Regions from separate parts of the Homo sapiens genome. Here region 2 is linked to region 1. The links are chromatin loops, found by intact Hi-C in ENCODE. Cell type or tissue: heart right ventricle. All regions are shown on one strand.

Region 1 (4,000 bases):
ACGAGAGGGCAGCATTGTCTACACAAACACAGAATGGCGACTGCATTTGAACCTCAGACATTTTCGTGAGGCTGTTTCACCATTTGGTTTCAATCACAGGGAATGATCATAGAAACAGCATCATTGATGCTTAAATTCACAGTTTTTAAAATAAAAACTCTAATCTCTTCGTCTGCGCAACCATTAGGACAAGGCTAAATATCGTGGAACAATGACACATATTTTTCTTATATTTCTCTGTCTTTTCCAGCATGTCTTCTTTACGCTCTACGCTCCGTTTCTGTAGTTTACTTACTTTGAAAAAAAAAAAAATCACCCGACTATTATTATGATTCTGGCCACATGAATCCCAGTGAGCATCAATTTCTTTGTCTACGGAACTTTTTTTTTCCCCTGGAGTCTTGCTCTGTCGCCCAGGCTGCAGTGCAGTGGTGCGATCTTGGCTCACTGCAACCTCCGCCTCCCGGGTTCAGGTGATTCTCCTGCCTCAGCCTCCTGAGTAGCTGGGATTACAGGCGCCCGCCACCATGCCCAACTAATTTTTGTATTTTTAGTAGAGACGAGGTTTCACCATGTTGGCCAGGATGGTCTCGATCTCTTGGCCTCGTGATCCACCTGCCTCGGCCTCCCGAAGTGCTGGGATTATAGGCGTGAGCCACCGCGCCCGGCCATCTACAGAACTGGTAAGCAGTCTAGGGTAGTAAATAGAAACAGGGCCCCAGCTGTGGGCAGGGGCTGCTTCTGCCACTTCGAGATTTGCTTTTCCCCATAGATGAACTGAAGGTAATAACAGCATCTGCCTCTCACTGTGCTGTTGTGAGGATGCACTTTATAATGGATTTCATAAGGTGCCTGGCACATAGAAAGTGCTCAGTAAACATTGCGGTAACAGTGGTGGACTCTTTTTTTTTTTAATTGAATGAGTTGTCAACATTTAAAAATCTGGAGAGCTCACATAAAAATCCTCACTGATCAGTTTTGTCCACATATATTACTTGCCCGGCTTCTGTGGGCACGCGGGTTGTGGTCCTTCGTGAGCCCTTCCATCTCCCACCATCTGTTTATTGCCTTTAGATGATGATAAAAAAAAACTGCACCATGGCCAGCAAGAACAGCTGTAGGAAGGAAGACTTCAGATTTTTTCTCCAAGTTGCAGAAGATGATTGTGCTCAGTCCTAACAACTCTCTGTAGATTCTTTTATCTGAGCAATCCAAAGCCCTTAGCGCTGCAGTTTAATCTAATTTGTTTCTTTTGTCAGATTTCATTTTGAGGCTGAAGCCTTTGAGAGACTAGCAGAGAGCATTTCCTATGGGAAATTTGGTTTCATTCATTCCTAGGTGGCAGGTTGGGGGGTCAGGATTGTCAAACTGGGGAGGACATCTGATGCCTGATGGTAAAACAAAAAGCCACCAGGGACAGGCTTAGGACAGTTCCACTGTGACATCCTTTTTCCTTTTTTCCCCTTCACTTCCTCAGCCCCCCTACCCCATGTGTTAAATGGGTTTTCTTATTTTTAATCTTAAAGAAAAAGAATTTGTGTTTATAAAATAAGATTTAAAAGGTTATTTCCTCCTCACAGTGGGAATCCAGGGAGATAGCTTGGCAGCCCCCAGGAGCTCAGGGAGGAACTCAGCAATCCTCTCATCTGTCTTACAGAACCGTGCTAAGTTACCAAAGGAAACCACCACTCATTTATCTAAACCCTTTGCAGTTAAATGCTCAGAGACGAATGCGCTTGTTGCAACTGCTCTCAGGGTGGCAGCAGACACTCAGAATGGTGTTTCGATTTAACTTATTGCATTTCAGCTAATTGAAAAGCAGAGCACATCGAAGGGCCTCTGTGAGAACACTTTTCAGACTATAAATCGGGGCTGGAGGAGATGTTTAATTAAATCAGTCCTGAGGTCACAGGAAGGAAAAGCAAACCTCTCCCTCCCAGACTTGACCTGGTTCACGTAGCATGGCAGCTGGAGAACTTGGAAATGTGTTAGTAGGACTAATGTAAATATACCAGATTAAAGCACTTCCCCGCCAGACTACGAAGCAAGAAATCGGATCTAGAGACAGACAATGGCTCTGACCTTCCAGTTTAATTCTGTATGCAAGAAACACACAGATGAAGATGGCCGGAGAGGCCGAATTGCTACGTTTCAGATTGCAGTGCGAGGACAGACTTTCTTAAAAGAGCTTATTTCCAAAGAATTCTGTTATTTGCGAGCAGGGACTTGGGAAGCCTTGAGTCAGTCCTGGGTCAGAACTGAGTGTTTGAAGGGGTGAATCATTAACTAAAACCCAACAGTTCATGAAGGAGGAAACCTAGTTAGAATTTGGGATCCTAGACAGGACACTAGCCAGGTGTCATCTGCAACAAAGGAAAGCGTGGCCAACCCAGCGTGGCCCACACAGGAAGGCTCCACACAAACCTATTGGTCTCACTTTTCTTGCTGAATTCTCTCTCAGGTTCATGGGCTTGTATGATGAATGTTCATGCAACATCTCTCAACAGCCTTCTCTCCCCATCCTTCCCAAATTTAAAGATAGGATCACGTGACAGAAAGAAAAAGAGCAGAATGTAAATGTGAAATCATAGCATTTGAAGGTGTGATCTTGGTTTTTAGCTAGAAGACGAGGAAGCTGAAGAAGTAACTAATTCAGGCCGGGCATGGTGGCTCATGCCTGTAATCTCAGCACTTTGGGAGGCTGAAGTAAGCAGATCTCTTGAGCCCATGAGTTAGAGACCAGCCTGGGCAACATGGTGAAACCCTGTCTCTACAAAAATGCAAAAATTAGCCGGGAGCAGTGGTGCACTCCTGTATTCCTAACTACTTGGGAGGCTGAGGCGGGAGGTTGGCTTGAACCTGGCAGGTGGAGTTGCAGTGAGCTGAGATCACACCAGATCTGCACTCCAGCCTGGGCAATAGAGCCAGACCTTGTCTCCTTAAGATAATAATAATAATAATAATAAAAGTAATTAATTCAGTCCAGCCAGTCAGCATAGGGAGCTAGCATGTTGGTCATAATTGCATGGCCCAGTCTGGAGCACATAGGTTCCTGTGATGAGCATCATGATGTGAAACAAAGCAGTCAGTGCCTTGGAATCATTACCCACTCCCCTTGCATCTCTAATCGTATATTGATTATGCTTATTTTTCATTCATAATTTTCTATGACTCCTTATTTCCCATGATACATCCAATTTCCCATGAAAGATCCATATCAGTCCTATTACCCCTTTGGATCTATTTGTTTGCTGGATCAATTCTCATTAAGACTTTAGTTTCACAGTTGTGGGAGGAGGGCAGGAGAGCTGTAGGGGAGGCATTTATTCACTTCTCCTGGTATCTGAGCAGGTAGACACAAAAACCTCTCCCCATGCCGTTTTTTCCTTATCTCTTCCTCTTGGATACTTTCTTGGTTTCCACTCTCTCCTCCTGTTTTCCTCTCCCTTCCAGACTGCAAAGAGGACCTGAAGGATGAGATCAGGGTTTGTGATAGAGGTCAAGCGTCTGCCTTACCTTAGGCAGCTGCCCCTTATCCCTCTTCCTGTTCTAATGATCAGCAAAGGAAGGAGCAGATGAGGGATCAGAAGAAGAGAAATAAGGACAGCAAAGCCAAAAGGTCCTGCAGGACAGGGGGTCTGGAGGCAGAAACTTGAGATCCAATGCTGAGATGGATGAGATGTTTGACTTGAGCAGTCATTCACCTCTCTGGGCCTCAGTTATCACAGCTGTAAATCAGAGGAACAGATTGGACGTGCTCTAAGCCTGGCTCTGGGGTTCTACGAGTCTATGAACTAGGAAACAGCAGTTTACAATTTGAAAACGCTGCAGGATGCTTGTAAAGTTAATTTACAAAAAAAAAAAACAAAACCAATAGCAACAACAACAAAACCCTTCCTGTGATATATGTATTTATACCCCATCACTGATACCATTATGTATGAATAACTTACTAGAACCAATCAAAAAAAGAAAAGAAAAAGCACCGAAGGGCAGAATG
Region 2 (4,000 bases), 210 kb after region 1:
CTGTTTTTTTCTGACACCTAAGACTGCTGCTGTTTTGCAGATGGAGAAACCGAGGCTAGAGAACATATGGAATTTGTTCATGGTTATTCAATTTCTGTGTAAAAAAGAGAAGGCCTGAGAGGTGGGATGGGGCTCAAAGGAGTCTGGAGGTAAACTGGCCATCCCTTACAGAAAGCAAGACAGTGTGTCATTAGGCTTTTCTCTTTTCAAGGTATTTTCAAAGTTGTCCTCTCTCCCTTCTTTTCTGTCTTGACCTCCTTGACAAAATCTGTCTGGCAGAGTGATAGGATAAGTATGTGGAGGGTGGTGGGGCATTTGGCCAGGTGTAGGTTGCCAGATTTAGCAAATAAAAATGCAGAAGCACAGCTAAAATTTGAATTTCAGATAAACAAATTTTTCTTAGAATAAGTATGTCTCCATGCAACATTTGGGACATACTTATGCTAAAATATTATTTGTGTTTCATCTGAAATTCAAATTCAACTGGACATCCTGTATTTTCTCAGGCACCTTTAGCCAGATAGCTATACCACAGCATGTGTCCTCTGGGTAAAGGTTACAAGCCTCGCGTGATAGTGAGTATGCTTAAAAAAGAAAACAAACAATAAAGTCACATTGAACTTCATTGTTTTATTTACTTTAGTGACTTTTGACATTCTTTGACAATAAAAACAGCACCATAAATATACCAAATTAAATATGTATTCTACTTTGGAAATTCTGACCTACACTAATCTTTATCAGCCCAGTTCTTCTGAAATTTTGTGAATTCACAGCATTTAATATCTAGCCCAAAGTAACTAGAAAACAGCATGGCTTCCTCATTCATCGTGAAATCACCTTAGGGATAACCTGGACAAGCTATTTAATCTCTCTTTTTACCTCCGTTCCTTCATCAGCAAAATGGAGATGCTAGCACCCATCTCATCCAGGTTTTGTGAGGAATAATTGAGAAAATGTATATGCAAGTGGCTGGTCCAGTACTTGCCAGGTAGTGGACATTCAAAATATCAGCTTCCTTTCTCTTGCCTTTCTGCTCCATTTCTGAGAATGGACAGCATCGCTTTTTAGACCACTGCAAAATATTAGGTTAAATAAGTAACACAGATATGTCTCAAAGAAACATTGATTCTTACTACTTACTGATACACAGGTACCAGCTGAGCCACATCATTTTTATAACCCCTGATGATGATTAATCAATTAATTGAATCACTCATTCAACAAGTATTTATTGAGCACCTAATATATGATAGGCACACGGTGTTCTGGGAGTTGGGGATACATGGTAAACAGAGCAAACTTGCCATTTTACCTTGAGAATTGCTTATATGATAGTGGGGGCAGGGGCGATAGTAAACAAATTATCACAAGCAAAGATACTATATTATATGGAGCAAACAATCAGAGCAAATGTTGTGAAACTGAGTATTTGGTTATGTGGAGATCATTGGTGACCTTAATAATAACTTTTTGTTCTCTGAAGATTGTTCAAGAGAATGGGAGGAGGAGGAAGTTGAGAAAGTTGAAGACTCTGCTAAAAAGGGGAGCAGGAAAATTAGTGGCAACTGAAAGGGGATATGGAGTTAAAAACCTTTTCTTTTTTTTGTTGTTTTTGTTTTTGTTTTTGAGACAGAGTTTCACTCTTGTCGCCCAGGCTGGAATGCAGTGGCACGATCTTGGCTCACCTCAACCTCCATCTCCTGGTTTCAAGCGATTCTCCTACCTTAGCCTCCAGAGTAGCTGGGACTACAGGCGCGCACCACCACGCCCAGCTAATTTTTGTATTTTTAGTAGAGACGCGGTTTCACCATATTGGCCAAGATGTTCTCGATCTCCTGACCTTGTGATCCGCCCGCCTCAGCCTCCCAAAATGCTGGTATTACAGGCGTGAGCCACTGCACCCGGCGCTTTTTGGTTTGTAAATTTTTATTTATTTATATTTTTTCGGAGACAGTGTCTCTCTCTGTTGCCTAGGATGGAGTGCGGTGGTGCCATCACAGCTCACACAGCCTGGACCTCCCAGCCTCAAGCAATCCTCCCACCTCAGCCTCCTGAGTACTTGGGACTATAGGTGCACACCACCACGCCTGGCTAATTTTTGTATTTTTTTAAAATTTTGTAGAGACAGGGTCTTGCTATGTTGCCCAGGCTGGTTTGAAATTCCTGGCCTCAAGTGATCCTTCGGCTTTGGCCTCTCAAAGTGCTGGGATTATAGGCAGGAGTCACTATACCCGGCTGTTTTTTTTTATTTTTTTATTTTTTTGTTACAACATGCTTGTAAGCTGAAGGGAATGGCCAAGTGGAGGGAAATTAATAACATAGAAGGCAGAGGACAACTCTAGGAGTGAGTGCTTGACAAGGCAGTGGAGGAAGAGGTTCCACTGGATGAGAGAAGGGCTTGCCTTGGACTGCAGTGGGGAGGGTTTACTTTCTGTAGTAAGAGGGGAGGGTAACTATGTGAGGCTGTGGGTACGTTGGGAGCTTGCTCAGTTTGGCAATGGGAAGATGTAGAGGTTCTTTACTGTCTCAGTGAAATAAAATATAAAGTATTATCTTTCACTTCTCTTATCAATAATTATTGATTATTGACAAGCTGAAAATAGAAAAAATAATTATTGACAAGAAATTTAGCTTCCTCGTTGATATCAGGCTCTCACTGAGCACCCCCAAATGCTCTTGGATATATACCATTGTCTCCCCACTCCCACTTTGGGGAGTGAGAGTCTGATTTAATTTATTCACCGGCAGCTCTTTTCAGCTCACCAGGCTGACGTGCTGGTGTTTTGCTGTTTTTACCCATCGTGTGTTTCTCTCCATTGAGATAAACTTCTTCCACAAGAAGCTGCCTATCTTGACAAGTCTGTTTTGAGTCTGTGCTCCACTGCACAGCCAGACCTGAAAGTGACGGGAACTGACAAACTCTCTGAACTTGTCCCATTGGATTTGTCTAATGGGCCTTTCCCTGACATAGATGAAAAAGTCATTGACAGAAGCAGACCACTTACCATGAACCTGAGGAGAGGTATAAGCAGCGACAGATAAAATAGGGCTTGAAAAAAAGCTGGGAAATTCAGGAGCATACGATGGGCCCAAGGAGATCTTCACTTTGAAATGCGAAGCTGAAATGGATGGGTATTGGGTTTTGCAGCCCCAGGTCACCGGCTGACCAGTGAGAATGCCGAGCTCCTGTTCTCTATTGCTCTCCCTGCACTGCACTGCAGAGAAGCTGCTAAGTGGTGACTTGGGGGTCAGGGGTGGCTTTCAGCATCCCCTCTAGGCCTGAGGGCTGAGTTCTCTTTCCAAAGAGAAAAAAGTGCTATTTGAAATTTCGTGGCCACTTAGAAATTCTAGTTTGTTGGCAGAATTCACACTGAAGGAAGTTTTCCAAACAGAAGAGTCACATCTTAGGAGTGGTATTTTTAGGTTCTATAATCAACACCTAACGTGAACATCATATAAACTCAGAATTACCCTTGAAAAGCCCTTACATCACCCTTAAAACATATATCCCTGTGTTCTAATTTTCATTCACAGTGAAATTTGAAAATCATTGCGCTAGATTAAAGGAACAAAAACAGGAAGGAAACATATGTGCAGATGTCTGGCCTCAGACCATTCTGCCTTTAAGGCAGATACCAAATCCCCAGCTTTGAGAGAGCACTGAGGGGAGAACGCAAAACATCCTTGTTGGGCCACAGGGTTTACTTTATTCCCCTTGAATCTTAAGCCTTGACAGCTTTTACAGATGGTAAAGGATGTGTTCGTCATCGTGATGAGTAATTGAAATAGCGGCAACGCATCAGGTCCAGGTTAGGGGTAAAGTGAAATGATATCACTTCACTCTATTTTCTTTAAGAAGAAGCTGTAGATAAGTCAGTGGATATGTAAAGGTAGGATCCAGGTCTCCTCTACAAGGAGTAAGTTGGCTGAATGAAGGTTAAAATGGCTTGATTAAAGTAGTAAAGCAACTAATTTCTTAAATACTTAGGGAAAATGT

What was found. Hi-C counts contacts between places; a loop is a spot of excess contacts. Peaks named below come from ENCODE experiments on the same cell type or tissue, not always from the same donor. Only the 100,000 strongest peaks of a DNase experiment are listed, where the experiment ranks them.
Region 2: a loop joins it to region 1, with 3 times the contacts of the local background. A loop is called at or near these places in 7 of 110 quality-filtered maps.

The regions. Positions count from the first base shown.
Region 1 is chr2:207,471,090-207,475,089 of GRCh38, reverse strand. No RefSeq gene overlaps it. Among named protein-coding and RNA genes, the nearest start is that of CREB1, 57 kb to the left of the region's middle. In heart right ventricle, CTCF peaks have their summits at 5 (motif pointing right), 1,553 and 1,759; a DNase peak (open chromatin) is centred at 1,759; H3K4me3 peaks cover 1,012 bases; H3K27ac peaks cover 965 bases.
Region 2 is chr2:207,265,776-207,269,775 of GRCh38, reverse strand. It overlaps LINC01802 (long intergenic non-protein coding RNA 1802), which reads right to left. Exons shown (of 3, transcript NR_146973.1): 2 at 883-1,075. It overlaps MIR1302-4 (microRNA 1302-4), which reads left to right and starts at 352; the gene lies at 352-501. In heart right ventricle, no CTCF peak of the experiment used is centred here; no DNase peak of the experiment used is centred here.